Linked DNA regions of Homo sapiens: region 2 is linked to region 1. The links are chromatin loops, found by intact Hi-C in ENCODE. Cell type or tissue: PC-9. All regions are shown on one strand. Each heading gives the region's core, and the rest is flanking DNA. Links, peaks and the distances in the headings are about the cores only.

Region 1 (15,889 bases), core at 3,402-11,401:
CACCAGCCAGGAATTCTCATGCCATGCAGCAGCTGGGGGCACTAGGATACCCTGGGGGATTCCAGGGATGAGCCCTCCCTGAGGCTCCTACAGCAGCACTGCCACCCCCAGACCTGCCACCAGCTCCGTTTCCATGCAGCCTTCAAGAACCTGGCCCCTCACACACACCTGCCCCACTCCTCACACCTGGCTTTCCTGTGAAACGTGGAACTGGTTCCACCTGGGCCAGCTGGAGAAGGGCCTCAGGAAATCACCATTTAGGGGGTTCGTTCCAATCATTCATTCATTTATTCACCAAATACCCACTGTCCACCTTTCTGTACCAGGCCAGAGGTGATGGGTCAAGCAGAACACATGTCCCAAGGAGCTTTCCTCTCTTTAGAGACAGGCAGGTGGACTCTCACACCATGAGGTGCCCTCTGGGCTAGGGGGTGCCCAGGGCTGGATGCAGGGGCGGCCCTCGCCCACAGGAGGTGCTGGTGGGTACTGACGTGGAGGCCACCAGGGGGTGAGGGTGTCCAGACAGAGGACCTAGCATGTGCCCAGGCCCAGGGTGTGACCGGGGGCAGGTGCAGGGCTGCTGTATCTGGAAGGCTTCCTGGCTCTGCCAATGATAGGCTGTGGCTGGATCAGGCTTCATGTCAATTTTTAACATTTAATAAATTTTGATTATGTAACTAAACATTGTGATAAAAATTGTGAAATATAAAAGCTAAAAACACAAAAACCAGCAAACCCCTTCTCTCCCCAAGTAACTACTTCAACAGTATTTTCAGACTTTTTTTCTCATGTATCTGCAGCTATAAACATAAGCTGCACAAGATAGTATCCTTCCCCATATTCTACTTTGGAGCTGGATTTTTCACTCAGCAGTGAATAGAGGCAGGCTTTAAACAGGCCACGCATTGTGAGGGCCCTGGGAAAGGAGACTGACCATGTTGCTGGGTGACCTTGGGCAAGTCTCGCCCTCCTCAGAGCCTGGATTTCCTCAGTCCGGTGAAGGGCAGGAAGGGCTGCAGTAGGACTACATCAGCGCTTCCCAAACTCAGAACCGCCACGTGGAGCTGTGTGAGCTGTCACTGCACAACCCCAGGGGCAGGAGCATTCTTGTCACGGCCTCTGTGAGTGGGGCTCCTGCCCAAAAGTGTGCTGTGCCAACCTGGGGCCCACAGGAGGATTTTAGGCGATATGCGGATGAATTGATTTTTACCATTTCCTTCTATCTGTAGTGAATGAGACCGATTCTCACCGGGAGGGCGTGTTAAACCACAGGTCGCTGAACCCACGCCTCAGAGGTTCTGATTCAGGAGGTCTGGGGTGGCGCCTGAGAATCTGCATTTCTAACAAGTTCTCAGCTGATGGGGATGCTGATGCTGCTGGCTCAGGGACCACACTCTGAGAACCACTAACCACAAGTTTCCTTTTATTCATTTATTTATTTAAGGCAGGGTTTTGCTCTGTCACCCAGGCTGGAGTATAATGATGCAATCACAGCTCACTGCAGCCTTGACCTCCCAGGCTCAAGCAATCCTCCTGCCTCACTTCTTGAGTAGCTGAAACCACAGGTGCATGCCTCCACGCTGGATTTTTTTTGTTTTTTGTAGAGACGGAGTTTCACCATGTTGCTCAGGCTGGTCTCAAACTCCTGGACTCAAGCAATTCACCTGCCTTGGCCTCCTAAAGCAAAAGTTTCCTTTTTAAATACATTTATTTAGGTTTTAAAAATGAGTTGACTTAAAGCACAGGAATAGATCTTCAACACTAACCACTGGGGAAATGCAAATTAAAACCACAGTAAGATATTACTACAGATCTATTAGAACAGCTCAAATCAAGCATAGTGATAGTATCAAATATTGGTGAGGATGCAGACAAAACTAACTCTCATACATCGCTGGTGGGAATATAAAATTTTACAGACACTCTAGAAAATAGTTTGGCAGCTTCTTTAGTTAAACATACACCTCAATATATGACCTAGCAATTGCTTCTGGGCATTTGTACCAGAAAATAAAACTGATTTTTGCACAAAAACTCATACATGATTGTTCATGGCAGATTTATTTGTAATAGTCCCAAACTGGAAACAACCAAATACTCCCCAATAGGTGAATGGTTAAGCAAACTGCTACATCTATTCTATGAAATACTATTCAACAATAAAAAGGGAGCCAGGCATGATGGCTCATGCGTGTAAACTCAGTGCTTTGGGAGGCCGAGGCAGGCAGATCACCTGAGGTCAGGAGTTCGAGGCCAGCCTGACCAACATGGTGTAACCCTATCTCTACTAAAAATACAAAAAGTTAGCTGGACATGGTGGCGGGCACCTGTAATCCCAGCTGCTCAGGAGGCTGGGGCAGGAGAATTGCTTGAACCTGGGAGGCAGAGGTTGCAGTGAGCTGAGATCACACCATTGCACTGGGCAACAAGAGCAAAACTTCATCTCCAAAACAAAAAAACAAAAAGCCAGCTATGATGATGGGTGCCCATAATTCCAGCTACTCAGGAGGCTGAGGCAGGAGAATTGCTTGAACACAGGAGGTGGAGGTTGCAGTGAGCTGAGATCGCGCCACTGCATTCCAGCCTGGGTGACAGAGTGAGACACCATCTCAAACAGAAAAAAACAATAAGGAACATGCACAACTTGGATGGATCTCAAAGGGCATTTGCTGAGTAGAAAAAAAAAAAAAGCCAGTCTCAAAAGGCCACATACTGTGTGATTCCATTTATACAATGTTCTTTTCTTCTTTGGTTTTGTTTTATTTTGTTTTTGAGATGAACTCTCACTCTGTGGCCCACACTGGAGGGCAGTGGCATGATCTCGATTCACTGCAGCCTCTGCCTCCCGGGTTCAAGTGATTCTCATGCTTCAGTCTCCCAAGTAGCTGGGAGTACAGGCACGCACCATCATGCCTGGCTAATTTTTGTATTTTTACTAGAGACAGGGTTTTGCCATGTTGGCCAGGCTGGTCTCAAACTCAAGGCCACAACAGTTCCACCTGCCTCAGCCTCCCAAAGTGCTGGGATTATAGGTGTGAGCCACCGTGCCAGGCCTTCATTCATTCATTCATTGAGAGATTCTCACCCTGTCTCTCAGGCTGGACTGCAGTGGTAGGGTCACTGTAGCCCCCACCTCCCAGGTTCAAGTGATTCTCCTGCCTCAGCCTCCCAAGTAGCTGGAACTACAAGCTGGTGCCACCACGCCTGGCTAATTGTTGCATTTTATAATGTTCTTGAAGTGAAAAGATTATAAAGACAGAAAGCAGATTAGTGGTTGCCAGGAGTAGGAATAGTGGAGGGGAAGAGCCAGGAATGAGTGCAGAGGAATAGCAGGAGGGGGATTTTCATGGTGGTGGAACAGTTCTGTGTCTTGATTGTAGTGGTGGTTAAAGGAGTCTACATATGTGATTAAATGGCATAGACATGACATTGTTAGATATTGTCCTACATTTATACAAAATAGAACCTTTGGAGGAAGCTGAGTGAAGAGTACATGAAACCTCTCTGTACCATCTTTGAAATTTCCTCTGAATCTATATTTCCAAATAAAAGGTTAAAATTTGTAAAGTTGCTTTAGACAAAAATATTAAAAATAATATTGATTCTATGCAGGTCTGGCAAACCTTTGACACATTGAATGACTGGCATCTCTAACCCATCCAATGCACAATTGCCCCTGGCCAGGCCCTGTCCTAGGCTAGGTCACCTGCTGGAAGATAGGACTCTGGACTCTCTCCTGCTTGGCTTTGGGGTAGAGATGCTAGATAAAATATAGGACACCCAGTTGAATTTAGATTTCTGATAAAAAATCAACTTTTTTTTAGTAAGTACGTACCATGCATATTTAGGACATACTTATACTAAAACTTATTTCTCTCTATTCTTTTTTCACCATCCTTCACAGGTGTTGATATTTCTCTAAATTCTTTAATGTATGTACAGTTACTTTAAAGCTCTTGCCTAATAATTCTAATGTGTGAGCCATTTATGGGTCTTTTCTTTTTCTTTTTCTTTTTTTTTTTTTTTTTTTGAGATGGAGTTTTGCTCTTGTAGCCCAGGCTGGAGTACAATGGCGCCATCTCAGCTTGCTGCAACCTCCACCTCACCTGGCTGGTCTTGAATTCCTGACCTCAGGTGATCTGCCTGCCTCAGCCTCCCAAAGTGCTGGGATTACAGGTGTGAGCCACCATGCCTGGCCCTTTTTGTTTGTTTGTTTCTTTGAGATAAGGTCTCACTCTGTTGTCCAGGCTGGAGTGCAGTGGCATGATCTCAGCTCACTGCAACCTCCACTTCCCAGGCTCAAGCCATCCTTCCACCTCAGCCTTCCAAGTAGCTGGGACCACAGGCACATGCCACCAGCAGTCCTGGCTGGTTTCGTGGAAGACAATTTTTCCACAGACGGGGTTGGGGGTGGTGGTTACGGTATGAAACTGTTCCACTTCAGATCATCAGGCATTAGATTCTCATAAAGAGTGTGAAACCTAGATCCCTCGCATGTGCAGTTCACATTAGGGTTCACACTTCTAGGAGAATCTAATGCCTGCTGATCTGATGGGGGGCGGAGCTCTGGCAGTAATGCTCGCTGCCCACCACTCACTTCCTGCTGCGCAGCCTGGTTCCTAACAGGTCACTGACTGGTAGAGCCCACAGCCTGGGGGTTATGGACCCCCACACACCACCACACCCAACTCATTTTTGAATTTTTAGTAGAGATGAGGTTTTGCCATGTTGCCCAGGCTGGTCTCGAAGTCTTGAGCTCAAGTGATCTACTTGCCTTGGCCTCCCAAAGTGCTGGGATTACAGGCATGAGCCACCATGCATGGTGGGTCTGTTCGTATTGACTGGTTTTCTCTTAATTTTAGGATGTATTTTCTCACTTTTTCACTTATCTAGTAAGTATTTCTTGATCTGTTGGACATTGTGAACCTTCATTGTAGAGATATGGATTATGTTATCCTACTCTAGTGTTGAGTTTTGTTTTGCAGGGAATTAAATTACTGATGGGTTAACTTGATCATGTGTGTCAAGGCTACATTTTAGGCTTTGTTAGGGTGAGCTGTTTTTCAGTTTTGCCCTTATTCCTAGGGAATCTTCCTTAATCCCAAGGCATGGCCTTCTAGGCCCTCTGTGAATGTCTGGGATATTCATCAAGACCTGAGATTCCAAGAGTGGAGACTCTGGTTGAGCCAGAATTCGGGTGTATCCCCAGCACTCTGTGACCACTGAAATCGATGTTTAGCTTTCAGCTCCCCATCGGCTGTTCTGTGCTGGGCCTTGCAGAGTCTCAATCCACACATTCGTAGTTTGGGATTTGGCCAAGGACCTGCAACAACCTCTATAAGATTTCTGGGGCTCCTTCTCTGCAACTCCGTCCTTTCTGATACTCTGCCACACACATTTTAGCAGCCCTGAGTGGCAGTCCCTGTTTCCTCCACCAAACAAGACTGATCCTCTTGGCTTGGACTCTGCTTCCTCATGCTGTCATTGAGGGTTTGGAAACTTTCCCCACCAGAAAAATGTAGCAGTCACTTCATGTGATTCCCTTCTCTCAGTTTGTACCTGGAACTGCCTATTGCCCAATGCCTGAAGACAATTTCTTCATGTACTTTGTCCAGCTTTGTAGTTGTTTATGCTGGGAGACCATCATCAATTCAGGTACTCCATCATGGCCACAATTCGAAGTATGATTAATATCATATTCATTCTATTCTAAAAGTAGAGAAGACAAAGACCAACAATTCTAAGAAAAATTGAAAAAATATATGAAAGTTCAAAGAAAAATGCAAATGCCACTGACACACAGGAAAAAATGTTTAACTTCACTGATAATAAGAAAGATACAATTTTAGGCTGGGCGCAGTGGCTCACACCTGTAATCCCAGCACTTTGGGAGGCTGAGGTGGGAGGATCACTTGAGGCCACGAAGTGTAGGTGGCAGTGAGCTGAGATGGTGCCACTTGGGGTGACAGAGTGAGATCCTGTCTCAAAAAAAAAAAAAAGATATATAAACAACATCCTGCAACCTCTACATGTGGCCATGATTGATAACAGGGACCAGATTTGCCTCCCACCTTGAACAACTAGAAAAATGGAACAACATATATAAAACAATAGTTTTCGGACATTGGAGAACAGGTCGAGCAGAACTATGATCCCTAAAAGAAGGTGAACCCTACAGTGTCCTCAGTTTACTGCCGGAAGCAATCACAGGCTCCAACACAGCAGGGGAAATCCAAAGTCCAGTGACGTGTACACCACTCTTGAGCTGTTTTCTATTAACCTCCAGGTCCTTCAGGCCAGCCCTCCTGGGGCTCTGCCTTGGGAATTGGTATTGGTAACAAAGGGAATAGAGAGGAACATGCATAGAGCTCTCCATTTAGACTGACATATTCACACTGGGTTCCAGTTTCAGCTGAGAGACTGTAAGCACATCGCTAGCCCACTCTAATCCTGTATCCTAGCTGTGTAATCACCTATTTCCCATCAATTGCAAGGCTGGAGAGAAAAGTGCCCACTCTGGCCAGTACACAGTAGGAGCTTAGTAAGCTTAAGCTCGCTTGCTTCCCCACTATCCTAACGTATTAGGGGAAAGACAGAGATGTGGGGAATGGCACCTGGGAGGCTCCAGCTGTATGCTTCACAATCCTACCAATGAAAAATCTGAATTAGGCTTCAGTTTCCCTTCTACAAAATGAGACAGGACAGGAGTGGGTAGGAAGAGGAGGAGCTGGGCTTTGTTGGTTTAAGCTGGGCCCTTCTGATTCTGTAACGTGAACTTCACTGTTGGGTCCAGCCCATTCCCCTGCCGGGGCTTCGCGTGCTCTGTCTTTTGGCCAAGTCCAAGTCTGTCCAGGGTTGGGGTGGGGAGAAGCAGTTCCCCCATATAACCTGCAGGTGGCACCAGAGCCGCGCGGGAACCGAGGGTTCTGTTCCAGCCTTCCTGGAGACTCGGGCAGGGTGGGGTAGGGCGAGGCAGAGGTGGTGCACACCGCTCAGCTGGGCAGCGGCACGCAGCTGTGGATCAGCCCACACCGTTTAAAATGGACACATGGGTCGTCCGGCTAATTTCCTCTCTTTGGTAGGGTGAGCATATGCTTTATCATCCAAATCCAGACACTTCGGAAAGTGAAAGGGGGCACTATCATAATTGCACCAGGATAGTCATAACCTTAGCTGTACCTTGCAAACCAGAACCTCTGGTCACCCTACTGTCTGATCACTTTTTCTTCCTTGTTTCTATTCTTTTAATTGTTTTTTTCTTTTTAAACACACAGCGTTTTCTTTCCCCAAGGCCCACTGTTTTTGAAAATGCTGTTGCATTCGTGATATTTTCGACCAGGCAACATCTGCCTTGGCATCTTGAGTCTGAACAGTCTCTCTGAACCCATCCCAAAGGCTGGTTTTAGCTTCCAGTCAGAAGATTCTGTTCTTGGCTTGCCATCTCCATGACTCAAGAATTAAAGATGTCAGATGTGGAACAGTGACCCTTATATCAACTCTGGTGCCTCTTTGCTACATTTATTCCTGCAAATTTTTATTTGTTTGTTTGTTTGTTTGTTTTGAGACGGAGTCTCGTTCTGTTGCCCAGGCTGGAGTGCAGTGGCACAATCAGGTCACTGCAACCTTCGCCTTCTGGTTCCAGTGATTCTCATGCCTCAGCCTCCCAAGTAGCTGGTACTATAGGCGTCCACCACCACGCCTGGTTGATTTTTGTATCTTTAGAAGAGATGGGGTTTCACCCCGTTGGCCAGGCTGGTCAGAAACTCCTGACCTCAGGTGATTTGCCCGCCTCAGCCTCCCTAAGTGCTGGGATTACAGGCCTGAGCCACTGCACCTGGCCGTATTCCTATGGTTTTGTTCTGAGTGCTCATGTCCTTTGTCTCTTTGAATTTACGTATATTGGTTTATTGAATTGCAAGTAGACAAGTCCCATTAAGCGCAATTCTTATGTTTCCAAGATCATCTCATTACTCCATTCAACCCCAAATTAGCATGCCTTTTATCCCCTTGTTTCTGAACCCTCTTCACTTAATAGTCTCATAAACATCCATCCATTGCAAAAAGGACTCTAACTTTTCTCACTTCCATTTTTAGTTGATTCATTGCTATCCAAGTAATGATTTGTCTGGGGGAGTCATTAGTAGAGTACAACTCTACATTGAGTAGAGAATTGTGCTCTTAAATTTATTTTTATAGTTGGATTCTGCTAGTTAATATCTCTCTGTCATTCTCACATTGCAACTAATGACTATGGGTTTCTGTCTCAACCTAAAATCTAGGTTAGAAATTTGGTTTTATGTGAATAAGATATTCATAGATAATGTGAGAAAAAAATTAACTTACTGAAACTTTTCTCAGTTAAGAATGACATTCGTGGTCACAAATATGTATGTAAGCAAGTGGAAAACTGGGCTGTAAATATATAAACTGAAAATATTATGTTTAGAGACAAGATTTTTCTTTTTTCTTCTTTTTTAGTAAAGTATATTTGCTATGGTTGGAATGATTGTGTCTCCTCCAAAATTCATGTTGGAACTTAAACCCCAATGTGATAGCATTAGGAGGTGGAGTCTTTAGGAGATGATTAAGTCATGAGGGAGGAGCCCCCACATGGATGGGATTAGTGACCTTATGAAAGGGCTTGAGGGAGCCACCTACCTCAGTTTTCTTCTTTTGTTTTTCTGTCCTTTCCACACATTGTTCAAAGTGCCATATTGGCAGTCCCCAAAACATGGCTAAATCTCACATGATTCCATGGATTAGTTTCACCTGTTCTTGAACTTCATATAAATGGAATCAGTATGTGCACGTTTGTGGCTGGCTTCTTTCATTCAATATAATCCTGTGAGATTTAACCACGTTTTGGGTACTGGTAGCTGTTTATTTTTCTGGTTGTGTAGTTTTCCATATTTCATTTATTACCCTGCTATTTTTGTCTCTAACTCAGTGTCTTTTGGGGCCTATTGGTCCTTTTTAGCTAGATTGATATTAAGCGTCTTCTTATCAGTGGAGCTTAGGACATTTTAGAAGATGAAAGCCTAATAACCCCAAGCCCCCCAATCTTAAGCCAAGTTTCCTCCTCACGCCTGCTTCAGTTGCTCTTCTTCTTGTGGTATTTTTTCCCTCACAAAACTGATGGAAATTAAGAAACCCAAAAGCTCTTCATCATGTTATCAGCTTAGGGACGCTTGTCATCTGAATAACTGGGTAGATATTTATCATCTGAAATGTTAAAATAACTAGAGCAAACACTTATATAGCACTGACTGCTGTTCACAGTGCTTTACATATATTATTTTCCTCAAAACAGCTCTGTGAAATAGACACTATTATTGTCATTCCCACATTTTAGATGGGGAAATGGAGGCACAGAGAGACCATGTAACCTTGCCAAGGTGGTAGGGCCAGGACTTGAACCTGTGTTTTCTGGTTTTAGAGCCTGCACCCTTCACCACCACACCATATTGTGTAGCATGATACTTCCTGTGGTTAAAGTATTTTCTTCTATTACCTTGGGAGCATTTTCTGAATAATTTGAATCTTATAAATTTGCTTCAAAGAATACAAGTAAATTGAACTGAAAGATCTAATATAGAATGTGTGGCATTTGTGAATAAATTATAGGACTCTCTGGTTTTAAATAATAATTATTTGCTTATCTTGTGACTTTTGTCGGCAGGGCTGTAATGTGCTCACCTCATTTTCCTTCTCTTCAACAGGAGGAGATGGGCTCAGAGACAGGCACGATTTATCATAAAATCTCATCACACTTTCCCTCACCATCTGGAAGCTGGAGATAGGTTTGTGAAATCTTGATTGAGAAGAGTTAAATGCCACTTGTAGAATAATAAGTTTAAGAAAGATGGTTTTGGCTGGGCATGGTGGCTCACGCCTGTAAGCCCAGCACTTTGGGAGGCTGAGGCAGGGGGATCATGAGGTCAGATCGAGACCATCCTGGCTAACGCGGTGAAACTCTGTCTCTACTAAAAATACAAAAAATTAGCCAGGCGTGGTGGACACCTGTAGTCCCAGGTACTCGGGAGGCTGAGGCAGGAGAATGGCATGAACCCAGGAGGCAGAGCTCGCAGTGAGCCGAGATTGCGCCACTGCACTTCAGCCTGGGCAACAGAGCCAGACTCTGCCTCAAAAAAAAAAAAAAAAAAAAAAAAAAAAAAAAAAAAAGATAGATGGTTTTACTCGCCAGTTCTGCTGCACAGAGTCCTGCACGTTTTGGCAGTTAACATATGTGATCGACAGTTATCATGGTTCTAGAAGAAATTATTTTCCAGTTGTATTCTGCTGCTAAAGTGCTATATTTCTTTATAGATGAACTAATTAATTCTTGGTCACTTGTTTTTCATCAGATATTTCTCTGCCTCTTTATGCTGTGCTTTGTCTTTTTATGTCCAGCCCCAGGTTTCTTCTTCTAATTGCAGGAAGATCATTGAAATTTTCTCTCTCTCTCAAACTCCTGGGCTCAAGTGATCCTCCTTCATCTGCCTCCTGAGTAGCTGGCATTACAGGTGTGCACCGCTGAACAGATACACACATATACAGCCATACTTACAGACAAACATCCACATATATACACAAACGCACAGAGACATACACATATCCACACATACTCATTAGATGTACATTTACACACACAAACACACATGTGCACACACACACACATATACACACCTTGTTTCCATCTTCTCAGGACTCAGGGCTCTCAGAGAGTGGAAAGAGTCTTGTACCATGAGTCCAGGATCGACTGTGCAACCTTGCCCCAGCGTCTTCCCTCTTGAGATCTTGTTTATAATAATATCCTTACCCACCAATTAGGGTTATTTTGAAGACAAAACAGAAAGGATAACAGAGTGATGGCAATGTTGTATAGTTTCAAATAAAAATTAACGTTGACCAAAAAGAGGTCTGACCTTTGTCCTAGACTCCTGGGAGGTAATCTTCGACACATAATGCCTAATAGGAGTATCTTTGCCTGGGGATCTTGGATCATAATGGATAGTCTAATAATGAGATTTAGGGTGGGGTCTAGCCAGGCCAGGAAATCCGACTAAGAGATTTAGAGTCTGGGCTTTAGGTCACCCCTGGAAGGACTGGAAACTGAAAACTGAGAGGATCCACATGGACAATCAAGCATGCCTCTGTGATGAAGTTCCAGTAAAAACCCTGAACACTGAGGCTTGAGGGAGTCTCTCTGGCTGGGAATACTCCATGTGTATTGGCACATATCAAAGCCGGAAGGGTAATGCACTGCCAGACTGAGAAGACTACAATAAATACCTAACTCTTCAATGCTCAGGCATTGAATATCCACAAGCATCAAGACCATCCAGGAAAACATGACCTCACCAAACAACCTAATTAAAGCACCAGGGACCAATCATAGAAAAACAGAGATATGTGACCTTCCAGACAGAGAATTCAAAATAGTGGTTTCAGGGAAACTCAAAGAAATTAAAGATAGCACAGAGAAAGAATTTGGAATTCTATCAGATAAATTTAACAATGAGATTGAAGTAATTAAAAAGAATCAAGCAGAAATTCTGGGGATAAAAATGCAGTTGACATAATAATGCATCAGAGTCTCTTAATAGTGGAATCAATTAAGCAGAAGAAAAAATTAGTGAGCTTGAAGACAAACAATTTGAAAGTACACAATTAGAGGAGACAAAAAAATTTTAAACAATGAAGCACGCCCACAAGATCTAGAAATAGCCTCAAAAAGGCAAAGCCAAGAGTTATTGGCCTTAAAGAGGAAGTAGAGAAATAGACAGAGGTAGAACATTTATTCAAAAGGATAATAATGGAGAACTTCCCAAACCTACAGAAAGCTATAAATATTCAAGTCAAGAAGGTTATAGGACACCAAGCAGATTTAACCCAAAGAAGACTAGCTGAAGGCATTTAATATTCAAACTTCCAAAGGTCAAGGATAAAGAAATGATCCTAAAGCAGCAAGAGAAAAGGAACAAATAACATACAATGGAGCTCTAATATATCTGGCAGCAGACTTTCAGTGGAAACCTTACAGGCCAGGAGAGAGTGCTATGATATACGTGATGGGCTGAAGGGAAAAAAAAAAAAAACTTTTACCCTAGAATAATATATCCAGCGAAAATATCCTTCAAACATGAAGGAGAAATAAACTTTCCCAGACAAAAACAAAAGCTGAGGGATTTCACCAGCAGACCTATCCTACAAGAAATGCTAAAGGAAGGTCTTCAATCAGAAACAAAAGGACATTAATGAGGAATAAGACATCATCTGAAGGTACAAAACTCACTGGTAATAGTAAGTACACAGAAAAACACAGAGTATTATAACACTGTAATTGTGGTGTGCAAACAGCTCTTAAGTAGAAAGACTGAAAGATGAGGCCAGGCACAGTGGCTCATGCCTGTAATCCCAGCACTTTGGGAGGCTGAGGTGGGTGGATCACGAGGTCAGGTGATCGAGACCATCTTGGCTAATATGGTGAAACCCCATCTCTACTAAAAATACAAAAAAAAAAAAAAAAAAATAGCTGGGCATTGTCATGGCATGCGCCTGTAGTCTCAGCTACCTGGGAGGCTGAGGCAGGAGAATCACTTGAACCCAGGAGGTAGAGGTTGCAGTGAGCCGAGATGGTGCCACTGCACTCCAGCCTAGGTGACAGAGCAAGACTCTGTCTCAAAAAAACAACAAAAACTAAAAGATGAACCAAACAAAAACAATAACTACAACAACTTTTCAAGACACAGACAGTACAATAAGATATAACTAGAAACAACAACAAGTTAAAAAGCAGAGGGACAAATTTAAAGTGTAGAGTTTTGGTAAGTTTTCTTTTTGCTTGTTTGTTTGTTCCTTTATGCAAGCAGCGTAAAGTTATCAGTTTAAAACAATGGGTGATAAGATAGTACTGCAAGCCTTGTGGTAACCTCAAAAAAAAAAAAAAAATACGCAATGAATACACAAAAAAACCAAAAGCAAGAGGTTAAATCATACCACCAGAGAAAATCACCTTCACCAAAAGGACGATAGGAAGGAGGAAAGAAGAAAGAGAAAACCACAACCACCAGAAAACAAATAACAAAATGGCAAGAGTAAGTCCTTACTGATCAATAATCACCTTGAATGTTAATGGACTAAACTCTCCAATCAAAACTGTTATGGAAAGAACTGTTATGGAGCAGTTCTCCCCGTCCCCACCCACATCATTTTTCATCAACTCTAGATGAGCTAAGGGCCCCCAAATGCCTTAGGCTTAGCATTCCTTGGGGCGAAGTCCCTTCTTGCTCAGAGTCTAAAAGACAAGTAGTGACACTGTTTCTGCCTGATAGGCCTTCAGTCTCCAGAGTGGAGAATCTGCCTTTGTGTGAGGTCTTAGTAAGAAAAGCTAGGAGCCAGATCATATCCTCTCTCACCCTGCTGCATCCAGGGAGTGTGCATGTGACTTACTCAGCCAACCCAATGCTGTTTCCTTGCACGTGGAAATTTGAGTGAGAAAGGTGGGGAAACGAGATGGTTGTAGCACCACCAGAGGTCATGGGGTGGGGAGGCTGAACTGTTTCTGCTAAGAGACTGTTATTGTGGTTCTTGGGGCCTTCCTCTTTGTTTCTTGGGTCCTAACTGTTCTCAAGCCTGATCCATCAGCTCCCTTCTATTCTGTCAGTTCCCTGACAGTCTTTCAATAAGTCCCTTTTACTTAAGTTAGCCAGATTAGTTCTCAAGCTTTTAACCAAGAATGCTTCCTGGTGGAACAGAGCCTCTCTCACCCCTGTGGTTTGGCCAATAGAGAAAGGAATCTCTTGGGGGAGCAACCTTGAACTTCGCTTTGTTTCCAGGCTTGCCCCACTGTGGCAGGCTGGTCTTAGGGTACTGCCTCAGCCACCAGGACCCTTCTCAGTAGGATCATTCACCATATATTGGTCTTAAGTGTGACTTTCTCTCTGTCTCATGTAGGATAGTTGACACTGGCAAGGACCAGCTTCCCAGAATCAGACACAGAGGAGATGGCTTCTCTAGGACTCTCCAGTAACAAGCTAGTGCCAGTTCTTGTGGTGAAGGGTTGACATAGTTTAGGAACAGAGAGGTAAATGAACTCATGGACTGCTGGAAAGTTTTAGCTGTGCATCCCCATCCTCCCCTGCATCTTTTCCCTTTTGCATACATTTCCATTCCTGGTAAGGATGGACACGTCGGGAAACCCATCTTTGTTAATATAATGTCATCCCAAAAAAATCACTGGAGGGGTTGTGGCCTGGAGTTCTGCATCCGGGGGCTTAGTGCAGATTTCTCAGGCTGGCCTGAAGGTGGTGCTGTTTGCATGTGGTCAGTCTGGACTGATAAAGATACTATCAGGGTATTGGATAAGATTCACTAGATAAACTTAACTTTGCATTTCTGTATCTGGATTAAAGAGGTTAATTAGTGAAAACCACGTGAATTTCACTTCATTGGAGTGGGCAGAGGATTTTCTAACACAAAACTCAGATGTTATAAAAAGACAAGATTAACAAATTTGATTGCATAAAAACTTCCAATTTCTATAGCAGAAAACAGCAAACTGAGAAATAGTAACAACTATTGTGACAAAGAGATAATTTTCTTAATATACAAAGAGCTCTTACAAATAAATCCAATTAAAAATGGGAAAAGGACCGGGCACGGTGGCTCATGCCTCCCAGCAGTCTGGACCAAAGTAAATGTGAGATGCAAGTGGGGCAGCAAGGAATGGTGGACACAGACATTGCCTGTGTCTCCTCTGCTCACACGCAGGCTCCTTTGTCCCATCAGACCTTGCTTACTGGCCGGGTGCGGTAACTCACACCTGTAATCCCAGCACTTTGGGAGGCTGAGGTGAGTGCATCACTTGAGATCAGGAGTTGGAGACCAGCCTGGCCAACATGGTGAGACCCCTTCTCTACTGAAAATACAAAAATTAGCTGGGTGTGGTGGCAGATGCCTGTAATCCCAGCTATTCAGGAGCCTGAGGCAGGAGAATTGCTTGAACCCGGGAGGCAGAGGCTGCAGTGAGCCAAGATCGTGCCACTGTACTCCAGCCTGGGCAACAAAAGCAAAAAAAACTCCGTCTCAAAAAAAAAAAAAAAATAGAATATGGCAACAGCAGAGCATTGTACACCTGCCCCACTTCTCCCCACTCTCCATTGCTTTTTCCTAGGCAACCACCTTCAAACTTAACACTGTTAGCTTTTTCTTGTATTTATTTTCCTATTTCCAAAAAGCATTGCTAGACTCTCATTTATTGATTTTCCAGTTTAGATATTATCTGGAAGGTTGGGATTTAGCACCCTTGCATCACTTCCTGTATGTGCATTTGTCCCCTCACCTTTCATCCCAATTTTGTGTTAACATATTTGGATTAAGTCCACATTCCACGTTTTCATTATTATGGCTGTAAATCTTGATGGCTGAACTAAGTGTTGTAATAAGATGGCATTTCTGTTTTTTGTTTGTTTTTTGAGAGTCTCATTCTGTTGCCCCAGCTGGAGTACAGTGGTGCAGTCTCAGCTCACTGCAGCCTCCGCCTCCTGGGTTCAAGTGATTCTCATGCCTCAGCCTCCCAAGTAGCTGGGATTACAGGCACCTGCCGCCCCCACTCAGCTAATTTTGTATTTTTAGTAGAGACGGGGTTTCCATGTTGGCCAGGCTGGTCTCGAACTCCTGACCTCGAGTGATTTGCCACCTTGGCCTCCAAAAGTGCTGGGATTATAGGCATGAGCTACCGTGCCCCATCTAGATGGCATTTCTTTTTAAGAACAGTTTTTTTTGTGCTTTGTTTTCCTTGCTTCTCCAGGCCTTCCAGATCCTTTAATAGTTTTATAAGATGTCTCTTAATCCAGTTTTCCCAAAGGTAATCCCTACCAGATAATCC
Region 2 (15,889 bases), core at 4,938-12,937, 460 kb after region 1:
AACATACCCCTTGCTTGCCACGTTGTGGGCAAAGAGCTGTGGCCCTTCAGGGAGTCCAGACCTGGTCCGTCAGCCAGGGCTGTGACTCCCTCCTTGAGGCCCTGTGGTTCCTGGCATCTCCAAACTTCCGGGTGCTGCCACATTCCCTGGTGCCAGCTGGGGAAGATGCTTGCTTGCAGTGCACCTGGTCCAGCTGCAGCTTCACAGAGAGCTGGCACCCATGCCAGCAACTGGAGCTGTCTGTCTCATGGCAACCAGTGTGTCTGACTGCGTGGTGGCCAGACCCCACACTCGCTCAGCTTGCTCACGTACCCCTGACCACTCCACGCCTGACTCCAGTCTCTCTTGGAGGTGTGAGATCCAGGCCAGTAGTGTGAGCTGAGTGCAACCTGCCAGCAACCAACCTGAGTGGGTGGAACGAGCCCAGCAGCCCAAGCAAAACTTGGGCAAAGGCACCATCGGCCACGGCTCTCTGGCCAGAAAAGTGTCCATAACAATACTATGTGGCAAATATGATCACCAGTGATGCTAAATCAAAAAGTGATTCAGTTTGCATCCATTTAAGTACAGAAAAAGAAAAAAAAAATTTTAATTTAAATTGATTCAAAAGAGTTGCACCCTTCTGAAGTGAATTTATTCTGCTTACATTTTCCCTTTTATATATGTATAAAAGTGACATTATTAAATATCAACTTGTAAAGTCAGAGCTTTTTCATAGATATCTTTCTTATTTGAAGAAAGATAGTATCTATCTGTTTTAGATAAGAAAGGCTTGTGCAATAGTTTAATTGAGAATGTTTCTTTTTTTTAATGGTATGTAAAACAATGGTACCTTGCTATGTTTTACAGAGTCCTAATCAGTTGGCACACATTATCTCATTTCATCCTCTCAACAGCCCTATAGTGTATGTGCTGTTATTGTTCATTCATACTTTGATAATGAACAAACTGCGACTCAGAGAAGTAGAGTAACTTGCCCAAAGTCAACAGCTGGTAAGCGGAGCTGGGACTCAAACCCAGTTTATTTGAACTTCAAAGCCTTGGTGCTCAGCCTTTTCATCCTGGTTGAGAACTAGAGTCAAAGCTGTATCCTTTTTCCAGGCCCTGGCAATCTAGGGCATGGATAGTAATGACAAAAGACAGCTGGGACAATAGTCAGCAATGTATGGACTGGCCTTTCCTCAGCACTGCCTTCCTCATTTCTCAGCACCACCAGGCTCGACCCAGCACAGCTCATCCACCCACCCCAATGACAGAATGCAGCCAGAACTGTGGTCAATATGGAGTGGCACCTTTGAGAGAGGTGAGCTTCTCTGAGCTTCCCTGGGGAAATATAGTTCATGTACTAGGACAGCCGAGAGGGGCTTGAAAGGATGGAGACGTTTTATAAACTGTGGGTAAAAATTCCCATGTGTTCCCAGGATGAACCACACCTTTGGAATTGTTCCAAAGAACAATTAGAGAGTATAGTTCTGTAGAGAGTACAGTTCTTTAGAGAGTATAGTTCTGTCCCTACAGATTCCGGCAAATGGTGGGGCAAAACACAGAGTCATTTTAACCAAACATCCAAAGGCAAAGTATTCAACAGCATCATCAGTGTGCAAGTAATAACAGTCCAATTAAATTAGGAAGCCCAGCAGATGTATCCTATTAGCGTCATCAAGACTTAAATCCTACTGCTCCTCTCCAGCAGTGTAGGCCTTCTCAAGTCTCCCTGCACATGGGTAGGTGGGTAAAGCTTGGCTGATCGGCAGGGGGATGAGGAGATGGTGAACATCACGTTGGGAATCAACAGACCTGTGTTCACATGTTAAAACTTGTGTGACCTTGCGTAAGTCATGTGATTGTCTATGCCTCATTTCCCCTTCTTTAAAATGTGTGTCTTGTGTTTCTAAAACTAAATGGGAGCTCTCCTTTACTTGCTCCCTTAACCCTGTGAAATCTGGTTTTCATTCTCATCATCTTTCAGGGCCTCTGAGCAAGTTCCTGTGCCTGTTTCTTTCAACGAGGATAACTACTTCCACCTGCCTTTGTAATTTGTTCCTGGGACAAAGAAAGCCTCTTGAGGAGGCTGGCCTGCCCTGCATATGTTGGATAAACGCTTGAAATATGGACCTGTCCCCATCTCTCGCCTTTCCCCGGAATTCAGGACTGAATGGATGCTGCCTGCATTTTGGGGAGTGGGAGTTTTGCTTTTCCTTTGCTTTGCTACTTACTCACTCTGATGAACAAGGAGGAGACTGACAGCTTCACAGTCCTGGATCATTTCCTGCCCTGTTCTCCCATCCAGCTCATGGAAGTCAGCAACTCCATCCACTCATTGCACAGAGACCAGAAAGGGGAAGGGATTTTCTCACTGTCTCACAGCAACTAATGGCCAAGCTGTGGTGGGCGTCTTGGTGGTCTGATTCCAATTCAAGTTGGAGTGAGAGAGTGAGAAGATTATGGGCTGTGGCCTCAAGCCAACCAGGGTCTAAACCCAGCATTGCCTCTGGCTTACTTGTGTCTCCTCTGCTTCCTCATTCTTAGAATGGAAATCATCATCATCATCTCATAGAAGTGTTATGGGCAACAGACAGGATAATGTACATGAAGCTCATACAGCCTTAGGATTAAAACCAGTGAAGACCCAAACGACTGTACCTGGGAATTTAAGATAAACAGGGTGTGTTACTGCCTGGCACAAACTGGGAATTTGTGCAAAGGTAAGATACCAAGCAGGACAGTATTTCTCCTTGAGGGACCGTGAAATCTTCTCATCATTTAAGCTTATGAAACGAGGTGGAGCCTCATTTCTTAAAGGGGGAAATGCAAATCAAAACTACCTGGGTATCATATGAAATTATACCTTGATAAAGCTGATTTTTAAAACATTACCCTGAGAATTGTAAAGATCAACAGTCCTGATAACAAGCCAGGCATCGTGGCTCATGCCTGTAGTTCCAACTACTTGAGAGGCTGAGGTGGGAGGATTGCTGGAGCCCAGGAGTTTGAGGCCAGCCTGGGCAGCATAGCAAGACCCTCTTAAAAAAATAAAATCCTGGCCAGGCGCGGTGGCTCATGCCTGTAATCCCAGCACTTTGGGAGGCCGAGGTGGGCAGATCACGAGGTCAGGAGATCGAGACAATCCTGGCTAACACGGTGAAATCCCGTCTCTACTAAAAATACAAAAAATTAGCCGGGCATAGTGGCAGGCACCTGTAGTCCCAGCTACTCGGGAGGCCGAGGCAGGAGAATGGTGTGAACCCAGGAGGCGGAGCTTGCAGTGAGCCAAAATCGCGCCACTGCACTCCAGCCTGGGTGACAGAGCGAGACTCCGTCTCAAAAAAAAAAAAAAAATCCTGGCCAGTGGCTCACACCTGTAATCCCAGCACTTTGGGAGGCCAAGGCAGGAGGATCACTTGAGGCCAGGAGTTCGAGACTAGTCTGGGTAACATAGTAAGACCCCCTTCTCTACAAAAAAAAAAAAATAATAATAAATTAGCAGCCGGGCACAGTGGCTTACACCTGTAATCCCAGCACTTTGGGAGGTCGAGGCAGGTGGATCACGAGGTCAGGAGATGGAGACCATCATGGCTAACACGGTGAAAGCCCGTCTCTACTAAAAATACAAAAAATTAGCCGGGTGTGGTGGCGGGTGCCTGTAGTTCCAGCTACTCGGGAGGCTGAGGCGGGAGAACGGCGTGAACCCGAGAGGCGGAGCTTGCAGTGAGCCGAGATCGCGCCACTGCACTCCATCCTGACTCCAGCGAGACTCTGTCTCAAAAAAAAAAAAAAAAAAATCTGCCAGCCACGGTGGTGTGTGCCTGTTTTCCCAGCTACTTGGGAGGCTAAGGCAGGAGGATTACCTGAGCCCAGGTGGTCGAGGCTACAGTGAGCTATGATCCCACTCCAGCCTGGGTGACAGAGTAAGACCTCATCTCAAAAAAAAAAGAAAAATAATCCTGATAACAGATGGTTATCAAAGGGCATAGGGAAGCGGAGGTATCCAGTGGTGCAAGCTCTGTGGAAAGCAATTTGGCAAGATTCATCAAAATTAGTAACATACATGCCAGTGGGTCCAGCACCGCGGTATTGCACCAGTGGTAGACAGCTGTGGACTGCTGGCCCTCAGGTGCGGCGACCACACCAAATTCAATCAGCTGTGGCCAGGAGCATGGGGCAGGGGCAATTTCACTTAAAACAGGATAGGATTAGCCAGTCTTGGTGGCATGTGCCTGTAGTCCCAGCTACTCGGGAGGCTGAGATGGGAAGGATCACTTGAGTCTGGGAGGCAGAGGTTGCAGTGAGCGGAGACTGTGCCACTGCACTCCAGCTGGGGCGACAGAGTGAGACTCCATCTCAAAAACAAAATAAAATAAAAGGTATAAATGACATCCAATAAACTTCACATATTTAAGCTGTAGTATAAGTCTTGTGTTTCATGTAATCCCATGAAACCATCATCAGAGTCACAATAATGAACTTATCTATCACCTTTACATTTACCTGGAGCCTTTTATAAAGTCTTTCTCTCTGCCTTCCAGATAACCACTGATTTACTTTGCTGTACAATAGAGTAATTTCCACTTTCTGGAATTTTTGGACTGATGTAATAAAGTGTTTCCTCTTATAATCCCTGGGTGCTCTGTCATCATGCTTATTTTGATATTATCAGTGTAGACATATGAATTGTTCATTCTTTTTACATTGCTGATAAATACACTCTGCTGTAAAATGTCATTGTATATTCATTCATCTGTTTATGGATATTTGAGTGGCTTCCTGCTTTTGTTTTGTAAATCAAACAGCTACAGATGAAAAAACAAAACGAAACAGGATAGGGTATAATGAGGTAATGTGAAGACTTTTTAGTACCTTGAGGGGAAATAGTCTGTGCCCCTAGAGTTGAGGAGGGGCTGGAGGTGCAGGTTGGGGTGGAGCAGTGCCTGGTGGCCGCGGTACTGGCTTTTAGCCAACAGACCTGTACATTCATCATACCTCTGCTACCTACTAGCTAAGACAAGTCACTTTGCTTCTTTTCTCCATCTGTAGAGGCAGATGATATTCCCTGCCAGGAAGGGTTGATGTGAGGATTAAATGAAATCCACACGTGGCCCCTGGCTCAGTGTCTCATGCATGACCGGTGAGCAGCCATTTATCCATTCATCTGATTATTGTTCTTCCCATCTGCTATGCTAATGTTTTATTGCTCCAAAATTCTGATGTTGAAACCTAATCACTAATGTGGTGATATAGAAGGATTATAAGTGGGACTTGTGCCCTTATAAAGAGGCCCCAGAGAGTTGCCTTGTCCCTGTCATTCATGTGAGGACACAGTGAGAAGTCGCCATCCATGAACCAGAGGATGAGCTCTCACTAGACACTGAATATGCCAACGCCTTCATGTTGGGCTTCCCAATCTCCAGAGCGGAGAGAAATACATTTCTGGCCAGGCAAGGTGGCTCATGCCTGTAATCCCAGCACTTCGGGAGGCTGAGGTAGGGAGAATGCTTGAGTTCAGGAGTTCAAGACCAGCCCGGGCATCATAGTGAGACTCCATCTCTATTAAAGACACACACACACAAATTAGCCAGATGTGGTGGCTTGGGCCTGTGGTCCTAGCTAATCAGGAGGCTGAGGTGGGAGGTTTGCTTGGGCCAGGGAGGCAGAGGTTGCTGTGAGCTGAGATCACATCACTGCATTCCAGCCTGGGCAACAGAGCAAGATCCTGTCTCAAAAAAAAAAAAAAAATAGAGAGAAAGAAAGGAAAAGAAATACGTTTGTTAATCTGTTGTTTAAACTACTCATTTATAGTATTTTGTTATGACAGTTCAAAAGGACGAAGACACCATCTTTGTCCCTTCACCTCTCCCCTGGCCTTTTTAGTTGGGGCCAACACACCCACACATCACATCCCAGCAGTTTGTAAGAGTAAACTTCAGGCAGTAGTGGATCCAGGAGGCAATTTCTCACATCCTCACCTGTTCTGTCATCCCACATCAGCCTCTCAAGTAGCTGGGTCTCCAGGCACCACCATGCCTGGCTAAGTTTTTATTTTTAGTAGAGTGGGGGGGGGGGTCTCACCATGTTGCCCAGTTTGTACTTGAACTCTTGGGCTCAGGTGATCCTCCTGCCTCAGCCTTCCCTCAACCCCAAAAAACCTTTTTAAAAATACAGTGAGTTCTCACTTAATGTTGTCAATAGGTTTTTGTAACCCATGACTTTAGTGAAATGATGTATAAGAAAACCAATTTTACTATAAGCTAATTTTTGTTTTTTTTTTAGAGACAGGGTTTCACCATGTTGCCCAGGCTGGTCTCAAGCAATCTGCCTGCCTCAGCCTCCCCAAGTGCTAGGATTACAGGTGTGAGCCACCAAGCCCAGCCACTACAGGCTAATTGATAGAAATAAGAGTTAAGTTCTTATGGCACATTTCTGGTCATTAAAATATCACCAAACTTCTAAATAAAGACCCAAAACACTTATAATATTAAACATCAAAATAAATGTGAGCTATACATGCATTTAACAAAGAGTAATAAAAAAAAGTAGGCAATTACCCCATTTTTGGCGAATCAGTGTGTGACAGCCGTCATAGTGATGGGTTAAATCAAGGAAAAGGCCAGGCGCTGTGGTTTACCCCTGTAATCCCAGCACTTTGGGAGGCCGAGGTGGGTGGATCACCTGGGGTCAAGAGTTTAAGACCAACCTGGCCAACATGGCAAGACCCCGTTTCTACTAAAAATACAAAAATTAGCTGGGTGTGGTGGCTCATGCCTGTAATCCCAGCTACTTGGGAGGCTCAGGCATGAGAATTGCTTGAACCCAGGAGGCAGAGGCTGCGGTGAGCTGAGATGATGCCACTGCCCTCCAGCCTGGGCAACAGAGAGAGACTCTGTCTCAAAATAAATAAATAAAAATAAATAAATAAAAAATGTTAAAAAATAAAATCAAGGAACAAATGTTTGCAAAGTCAACATTGTAAGGAGCACCTCCTACCACCATGGAGTTGGAGTTCCAAAACAATCTCAGATCCAGAGAGCTTGCTGAGCACTTTTGTACTGCAGTGTATACTGCTGAACTTCTGGATGATTATCATACACTTCATGAATTTTTATTATTTATTTATTTATTTATTTATTTACTATTATTTGTTTCCCAAGACAGAGTCTTGCTCTGTCACCCAGGCTGGAGTGCAGTGGCTCAATCTTGGCTCACTGCAACCTCCACCTCCCAGGTTCAAGCAATTCTCCTGCCTCAGCCTCCCAAGTAGCTGGAATTACAGATGTCCGCCACCGTGCCTAGCTAATTTTTGTATTTTTAGTAGAGACGGGGTTTCAATACGTTGGCCAGGCTGGTCTTGAATTCCTGATCTCGTGACCCACCCGCCTCAGCCTCCCAAAGTGCTGGGATTACAGGCATGACCCACCGCACCCAGCCAAATTTTTATTTTAAAATAATTTTAATTTATTCATGCATTAATTTTCCAACCTGCTTATTCCAGTTCAGGGTGACAGGCAGCCAGAGTCTATCCTGGCCCCTCAGGGTGCAAGGTAGGAACCCACCCTGGACAGGACACCATCTCATCGCAGGGTGTGTGCACGCACAAACGCACACACACACACACTCGTCCTGAGACAATGTAGACATGCCAATTCACCTCATGTGCACATATTTGGGATGTGGGAGGAAGCCAGAGAAAGTAGAGAAAAAACCCGGGCAGATATAGAAGAATGTGCAAACTCCCTATAGACAGTGACCCCAGCCAGGAATCCATTTTTTTCTCATCAACATTATAATGAAACAAAATGGAGCAACAATGAACAAAATGACATTACCTGAGGACCTGCTGTAATTATACTCACAGAAAGTTGCCAAACAAATACAGAGAGATCCTATGTACCCTCTACCCAGCTTCCTCCAATGGTCACATTTTATATGATGGCAGCACACTTTTAAAATGTGAGTTTGGTACTTGGAACCATCTGGAAGAAGATTTGGCAGTTCACACCTTACCATTGCAAATCTACTCTGTCCAATCCACTGAAAGTCCTGGTCTTCTCCTCCTCCAGGACTTTGTTCACTCATTGGTACCGCCCAGAGACTCAGGCTGGCTTAAGCCAAAATGGAATTTGCTGGAAAGATGGTGGGATGCACCAGAATCTGTGAGAGCCTGGGGAGCAGAGCAGGAGGCAGGACAAGAACTGGGCATCCAGCACGCCTTGGCCAGGTGCCCAGGATGCCCCACAGTAGGGAATGAATGCCCACTGCTTTCTTTGTTTTTTCCCCCATCCTTTGCCATCTCTTTACGAAGCATTTCCATATCACCCCAGCCAAAAATGGCTTTATCCTCCTCTAGCCCACCCCTATAGCCTTCCCACCTGTAATTTCTTGGGGCCAAGGTCCTGATTTTTTATAGTTCATAACATTTAATTATAGTCCATAAATGTAATTGCTTGGGGCCAAGGTCTTGGTCTTTGTATAGTCCATAATATTTACTCAAAGTGAGAAACCAGCAAGATTGTGAATGAATAAATCCTGCCTCAGTAGGCAGTTAATTTTTTTAACCAAATCCTTTGACATATTCATACATAACCAGAATGAAAACAAAACTGCTCTTTTTTGGTTTGTTTTTCACTTCACTTCTTAATGGGAGTGTTAAAGCAGTCAGTAAGTGAAATAGGCTTTTGAAATCACTGACAAAGCTTTTAAGGAGCCCATGAACTTGCGAATAACAGCTACAGAAGGTTTTAATTAGCGTGCTGTGAAACAAAAGTCACTTGACCTCTAGGTGCCCTTCTTTAAAAAGTGAGATAATGAGACTGGCCACCTGCCTCGCTCACTTGAGATAGTGTGTTCATTAATGAGACAGGTGGTGGTGGCAAGGTGCTGGGACTCCTTTGGATGAGAGAAGGAAAAAGCTCTCCAAATACAAACTGTCATAATGATGGTTCTAGCCAAAGATCCTGTTATACCTAGACTCCCTCTGGTGACCAATTTAGCGCATGGTATATAATGCATTTTGAATTAATTGGTTTCTACAGCCTCTTAGTAGCCTGGGAGTTGTGGATTGGCTGTGGTTTTTACCTTTGTTAAGACAAGGTGAATATATTCTCCCCTCAGTGGAAGACAATGAATGGTTGCCCTTGTCATCTCTTTAATGCCACAACTCTCTTCACCTTTACACTGGTGCCTGGCTTGCCTCAGTGCTTTTTCATTTGGAAACCAGTGTTTTCAGCGCTGCTGAACAGTATGGGGAACATTACTATCACCATCTTCGGATCGCCAAAGGGCAGTTAAAAGGAAACAGGAGTCGATGCATTCTGTTTGGTCCCAGAAAGCAAAGTTGGGACAGGTGAGAACCAGATGAGCACAGGTTTCAGCTCAACATAAAAGAAAACATCTTCATAGACAGTCTGTCACACAATGGAACAGGCATCTCCTGGAGGAAGTGAGAAGGGACACTCTCACCAGAGACAGAACCTGTGTGGGACAGGGGTTTTGATTTGTAGACACTTGAATCTGAATCTACTGCAGCTAATTGTTTAACAGAAACAAGTTTATAATGATGAATTGGTGCTCAGCATCAATTTCATTCTCCTTGTGTTCCTTCCTCCACTGAGGAAGCTGGAAAGCTCAGATCTGTATTTCCCAGACTCCCCTGTAGCAGGATTTGTGGTGTGATTTGGGCTCAGCATATCAGATGGGCTTGCACGGAAGGTGAGGAGGAGGCCATACTTCTGCTGGGTCTGCTGATTTTTCAGTGGCCCTTGAGAATTCCAGTGTCCAGTCACACGCTTTATGTGTATTAAGAAGCAGAGCATGAGGCATTAACTAGTATAGATGGTGGCAGGCACAGAGTGACTCTTCAGCTAGCAGCAGCAGTCGTGGTATCTGATCATGGTGGTGTCCTGATTGTGACAATTTGCCAAGCTGGGTCTCACCTGCTGTCTTCTCCTTCAGACTTTCCGATAAGTCGCTTCCTTTCTCTGGGCCTTGTGAGAAACAAACTTACCTGTCCAAACCCAAAGAATGAACTCGGAGACCTGGAGATCAGCAAAAGTGAGACTTTTAATGATAGTCTTGCAAGATTGGGTGTCTGATGGGCAGACACACCCAGCACAGTTTTAACAAGCAATTTATACCCTAGTGAGCAGGTCCCTTCCCCTGTTCCTCATAGGCTTGAGTACTGTGGGGTCACAATCTTCCTGGACGTCGTCTATTGGTTGTTGGATAGGGGCTTTAGGTGTTTTCTTTAGGGTTGTCTTGCTGCATTTTGCTGCAGCCCACAATGCATCGCAATCCTAGTTAGCTCAGGGGCTCTTTAAGTGTTTGACTTACGACCTACGTAGCTGGGCAGGCTGATAAGAACAGACAAAGCAAGCTATTTTGCAGACTAATAAACTTTCATTTTAGACTAAACTTCTTTGGTTCGGGTGAGGGCAACTAAGGCGGCAGGGGGTGGTGAGGGGGCTGCGCACAACAAGCAGGCATCGGCTATCCAAGCAGGGGCCTAGTATATCCTGTTTCTTATGTAGTTTGCTAACCTAAGCTGATTTAAGGCACATTTTCTTGGAAATGGACCACTGTATACATTATTTCCTTCAGGCCTCACTTGCTTCATTTGACAAAAAGGGGTCAGAACACTGTCGCATCAGTTGAATCAGCTCCCAGCTTCCTCCCAAGGCTCATGCCCTACAGGAGAAGACATCCTAGGATTCAGAGACAGTTTGCAAAGGTCTCTACCTATTCAGAGCAGCTATTTTTCCAAATGGAGTCATACTTCCTAATAATCTCACAAACTCTGCATAGCAGAGCCACATCTTATACAGGCATAGGTTCTAAAGTCAGCATTTAAAGTAAAAATCCTATTTAGTCAAAATGACCTTGAAAATCCTCTAGGTTTTCTATATATTGCATTATTGCATGACAAAAATATCTTTGAATAAGATCAATACAGCCAGCTCTTCCTCCAGCATAGATAGACAGCAGCTTCTTCAGCTGAGTACCAGATACAGTAGTGGGCTTATGTTTTGGGCTGAATTGTATGAAAAATAGAAAATGTTCAACGCAGCTGGGTGCAGTGGCTCATGCCTCAATCCCAGCACTTGGGGAGGCTGAGGCAGGCAGATCACTTGAGATCAGGAGTTCAAAACCAGCCTGGGCAACATGACAAAACCCCGTCTCTACTAAAAATACAAAAATTAGCTGGGAGTGGTAGCACATGACTGTAGTCCCATCTACTCAGGAAGCTGAGGTGGGAGAATTGCTTGAACTCAGGAGGCAGAGGCTGCAGTGAGCTGAGATCACACTATTGCACTGCAGCCTGAGTGACAGAGCGAGACCCTGCCTCAAAAAAAAAAAAAGTTCAATACTACAGATATACCCGGTGCTGGGAGATAGATGCTTACATTATGAAAGATTGAGCTCGGGGAATGGGGTGACAAAGAGCAGGCAGAATGTGTAGGGCAGGGCTCTGAAAGTTCAAAGGCCAAGAGGCTGGGGGAGGGCCTCAAGAGATGGGCCTAGTGGGAGGCAGTGGTGCTGAAGGGTCCTCAGTAGCCCTGCCAAATCCTTCCAACCCGGCCTCCCTTTTGCTCAGCAGTGCCTGGTTTGAAAGAGCCCTTCCATGGGTCTGCCGGAAGAGCTGTCAGGAAGGCTGCAATAATGATGTCACCCATGTTGAGAGAGAAGCAGTGACATTGAGGTGTGAAAGATTGGGAAGATTTCAGGGAAAAAAAGGGTGCAGGGTGATGGATGGGTGGGTTTGCCTAGCTGGAGAGGAAGGGGGTGGCATTCATGGGAGATGAACGGGGGGTGAGGGTGGAACAGCAGAAACAGAGGCTGATGTGGGGAAGCTCAGGGCCTGCTTCCCCTGGAAAGCAGATGACTCAGTGAGATGACGCAGAAGATCCAGGAAGGTGAGAGGGCTCAAATATCAAGCTGGAGAGTTTATTTATTTATTTATTTATTTATTTATTTATTTAGAGACTGAGTCTCCTGCTGTCACCCAGGCTGGAGTGCAGTGGCACCATCTCAGCTCACTGCAACCTCCGCCACCTGGGTTCAAGCGATTCTTGTGCCTCAGCCTCCCGAGTAGCTGGGATTATAGGCGCCCGCAACCACACCAGGTTAAATTTTGCATTTTTAGTAGAGATGGGGTTTTATCATGTTGGCCAGGCTGGTCTCGAACTCCTCACCTCGAGTGATCAGCACCCCCTTGGCCTCCCAAAGTGCTGGGATTCCAGGCATGAGCCACCGCGCCCAGCCGAGCTAGAGTTTAGACTTTGATCTTTTGTGCACAGACTGGGGGTTTTGAACAGGAAAGTGGCTGTCATCAATTTGGTGCCTCAGGAAGCTCAGCTGGCTGTTACAGATAGAGTCAGGAGGCCAGGGAAATCCAGCCCCACATGAGGTGATGGCGAGGGCATGGAAAGGGAGAACATAGGAGAGGGATGTGGCATGCTCTGAGCTATGGAACCAAACTTCAATTCCTTCCATGAACATTATGTTAATCTCCCTTCTCTCTGAATGTCAGGATCAAGTCATTACATTTCCAGGGACAAAGCTTCTTGTTTTAAGAACACACAAAGGTATTCTGGGTCCTAAAACTGCAATCACCAGATGAGTTCTTCCTGCCTGCTGCACAGACAAAATCAATTCACTGGAACTGTGGCATTGGAGTAGAGCAAGTTAACTGACACGAGGCTGACCCAGACAGGAGAACTAGAGTTATCACTCAAACCAGTCTCCCTGAAGGCTCAGAGGCCTAGGGTTTTAATGGACAATTTAGTGGGCAGGGGGCTAGGGAATGGGTACTGCTGATTAGTTGGGGATGAAATTACAAGGGTGTGGAAAGCAGTCCTCATGCACAGAGCCCGCCTCTGGGTGGGGCCACAGGACCAGTTGAGTCATGAGTCACGAGTCCAGGTAGGGTCAGTCTGGAAAACATCTCAAAAAAATCTAATCTTAGGTTCTACAATAGTGATGTTATCTATAGGAGCAATTAGGAAAGTCACAAGTCTTGTGACCTCTGGCCACGTGACCCCTGAGCATTACTGCTCATGTTTTAGGGATTATAGAAGTTATCCCTACATTCTAGCAGAGTTCAAGCCCCTCCCATATTCTAATGGCTTTTTTAAAAAATTTATTATTATTATTATTATTTTTTGAGACAGAATCTTGCTCTTTTGCTCAGGCTGTAGTACAGTGGCACAATCTCGGCTCACTGCAACCTCCAACTACCTAGTTCAAGCGATTCTCCTGCCTCAACCTACTTGAGTAGCTGGGATTACAGGCATGTGCCACCATGCCCAGCTAATTTTTGTATTTTCAGTACAGATGGGGTTTCACCATGTTGGCCAGGCTAGTCTTGAACTCCTGACCCCAAGTAATCTGCCCACCTCCCCCCCTTCCAAAGTGATGGGATTACAGATGTGAGCCACTGCACCTAGCCTCTTATGGCTTTTCATTAGTCTGACATAGGCTGTTGTCAGTCCCTGAGCGAGGAGGGAGTTAGTTTTAGGAAGGGACTATTATCATCTTTGCTTTCAAGTTAAACTATGAATTCTTCCCAAGGTTAACTTGACTTATACCCAGGAATGACCAAGAACAGCTTGGAAGTCAGAAGCAAGATGGAGTCAACTATGTCAGATTTCTCTTACTGTCATAATTTTCCAAAGGCAGTTTTAAAACTAAGAGAGAAAAAGCACTAGGTTATGTGACATTTGACCCAGGAATGAGAAACCTTCCCTAGGTCTCTCCACCGCATGGACTGGAGGAGCCTCAGCTTGTCTGGCTTCTGCTTTTTGCTGCTGCTTGAGCAATTTTCCACCATCCCTCCTGCCAACACCATAGATACACCCTCAATGGGGAAAAACCTTTTTAACTTGAAAATTTAAGCGCTCACTTAACGGAAGTCACAGAGGTGAATATGACCAGAATCAATAGAGGTATCTTTGCCTCTGATGTTTCCCACTCCAGGTTCAGAGAGACAAGTTGCGTCTCTCTTTGAGCTTGCCTGCAGGATCACTTGATTCATGCTTTTTCTCCCATAAATATTTATTGAACACCTACCATGTGCCAATTCTAGGGGCTGGGGATACAGCAGTGAACAAAACAACCAAGTCCCTGCCTCATGGAACCTATGTTCTAGTAGGAAATAGACAACAAACAAATGAGTTAAATGTGCAGCATATTAGACCATGATAATGAGATGGGATGGTTCCCTTGACCTTGACCCCCTTCGTGGGCAGGAACTGGAGTGGCTTGTTTCACTCAGCCCACCGCTGGCCACTCCTCATGAGAGGGAGCGTGCAAGCGAGTACAGGAACCGGAGGGAACGAATGCTGGAACCGGCCAGTCACTTCTCTCTGGTGAGAGCAGGCTCTGTGCATCCCTGCAGCAGTGTCCAAGCCCCTGCCCTCTCAGCACCCAGGTTCTTGTCCAGCATCCAGAAAGAATCAGGTCACAAGAACGGGTTCAAGGGTAGTGTATGCAGAGGATTTTATTGGGTGATGGCTCTCAGCAACATGGGAGCTGGAAAGGGGATTGTGTGGGAAGAAGGTGATCTTTCCCTGAAGCCGCACTGTCTGAAGTTAGCTGCATCTATCCATAGTCTCCAACGCTCAGTTGCTGCTTCTCTGCTCACTGCTCAGCCTCTTGTATCCCCAACTCCCAGCAGCCTGCATCCCCACCGGTCAGCCGCTTGTGTTGCTTTGCCAGCTGAAGTCTTTTTATGGGCACGGGAGAGGAGCAGGGCAGACCAAACAAGCAACATTTTCATGGAAAAAAAGGGGGTCAGCTGTTTTCACTTAGGGCCATGGCTCCAGGCTTAAGGGTGGAGTTTAGCTGGGCGCTCAGCCATTCTGTATCAATAAGTGCTACGGAGAGGAATGAAAAGAATGAGTATAAGGGGTGCTGGGGTTTGCCATATATGTTGGGTGTTCAGGAAGACCTCACCGAGCTGGGCAAATTGGAGCAGAGACCCAGTGAAAGTGAAGGAGCAATCTATGTGGCTATCTAGGAGAAGGCACCTGAAAATGCAGAGGCCTAAAGAAGAGATTGTGCTTGGTGTTAAAGGAACAGCAAAGAGCAAGGAATGAGACTAATGCAGAGTGAGCAAAGGATGTAGGAGATGAGGCCAAAGAGGAGGAGTCAGATCAGGACCCTGGAGGCCATCGTGAGGACTTTGAATTTTACACTGACTAAGATGGGAGCCAGTGTGGAGTTCTGAGCAAAGAATGACATGAGCTGGCTTCCACTTTAACAGCATCCTCTGGCTGTTGTGCTGAGACTAGTTAGGAGGCTGCTGTCATCATCCAGAGCAGAGATGATAGTGGCCTGAACCAGGATGGATTGTGTGTGTGTGTGTGTGTGTGTGTGTGTGTGTGTATATATGTGTGTGTGTGTGTGTGTGTGTGTGCTTTTTAGAGATAGGGTCTTGCTCTGTCACCCAGGCTGAAGTGCAGTGGTACAGTCATAACACATTACAGCCTTCAACTCCCGGGCTCAAGTGATCCTCCCACCTCAGCCTCCCAAATAGCAAGGAAAGGACTACAGGTATGTACAACCACACCTGGCTAATTTCTTTATTTTTTGTAGAGACGGGATCTCACTCTGTTGACCAGGCTGATCTCCAACTCCCGGCCTCAAGCGATCCTCCTGCCTCAGCCTCCTAAGTGCTGGAATTACAAGTGTGAGCTACCATGCCCAGTCCAGGATAATATTTCTTTATCAGTGGGGGAGGAGTGGAAGTTTGTAGGAGACAGGCCCAGGGCACCTGAAAAAGTCAGATTTTAGTCTTACAGGCTTTAGATGAATGGCCTCCAAAGCAGATGCTCACCCTCAAGCCTGACCCTTCTGGTCCAGTCTCAGCTCTGAAGGCCACTCTAAAAGAAGAGTGATT

What was found. A loop is a pair of places that touch in the nucleus more often than their neighbours do. Peaks named below come from ENCODE experiments on the same cell type or tissue, not always from the same donor. Only the 100,000 strongest peaks of a DNase experiment are listed, where the experiment ranks them.
Region 2: a loop joins it to region 1, with 8 times the contacts of the local background. A loop is called at or near these places in 16 of 110 quality-filtered maps.

The regions. Positions count from the first base shown.
Region 1 is chr15:77,952,668-77,968,556 of GRCh38, forward strand. No RefSeq gene overlaps it. Among named protein-coding and RNA genes, the nearest start is that of TBC1D2B, 120 kb to the right of the region's middle. RefSeq lists a silencer at 6,740-7,034 and an enhancer at 7,693-8,238. In PC-9, for the core only: CTCF peaks have their summits at 6,885 (motif pointing right) and 7,085; no DNase peak of the experiment used is centred there; H3K27me3 peaks cover 348 bases.
Region 2 is chr15:78,406,631-78,422,519 of GRCh38, forward strand. LOC105370912 (a long non-coding RNA gene) reads left to right here. Exons shown (of 4, transcript XR_932506.3): 3 at 1,208-1,303; 4 at 1,970-4,722. Among named protein-coding and RNA genes, the nearest start is that of IREB2, 24 kb to the right of the region's middle. In PC-9, for the core only: CTCF peaks have their summits at 8,947 (motif pointing left) and 9,150; no DNase peak of the experiment used is centred there.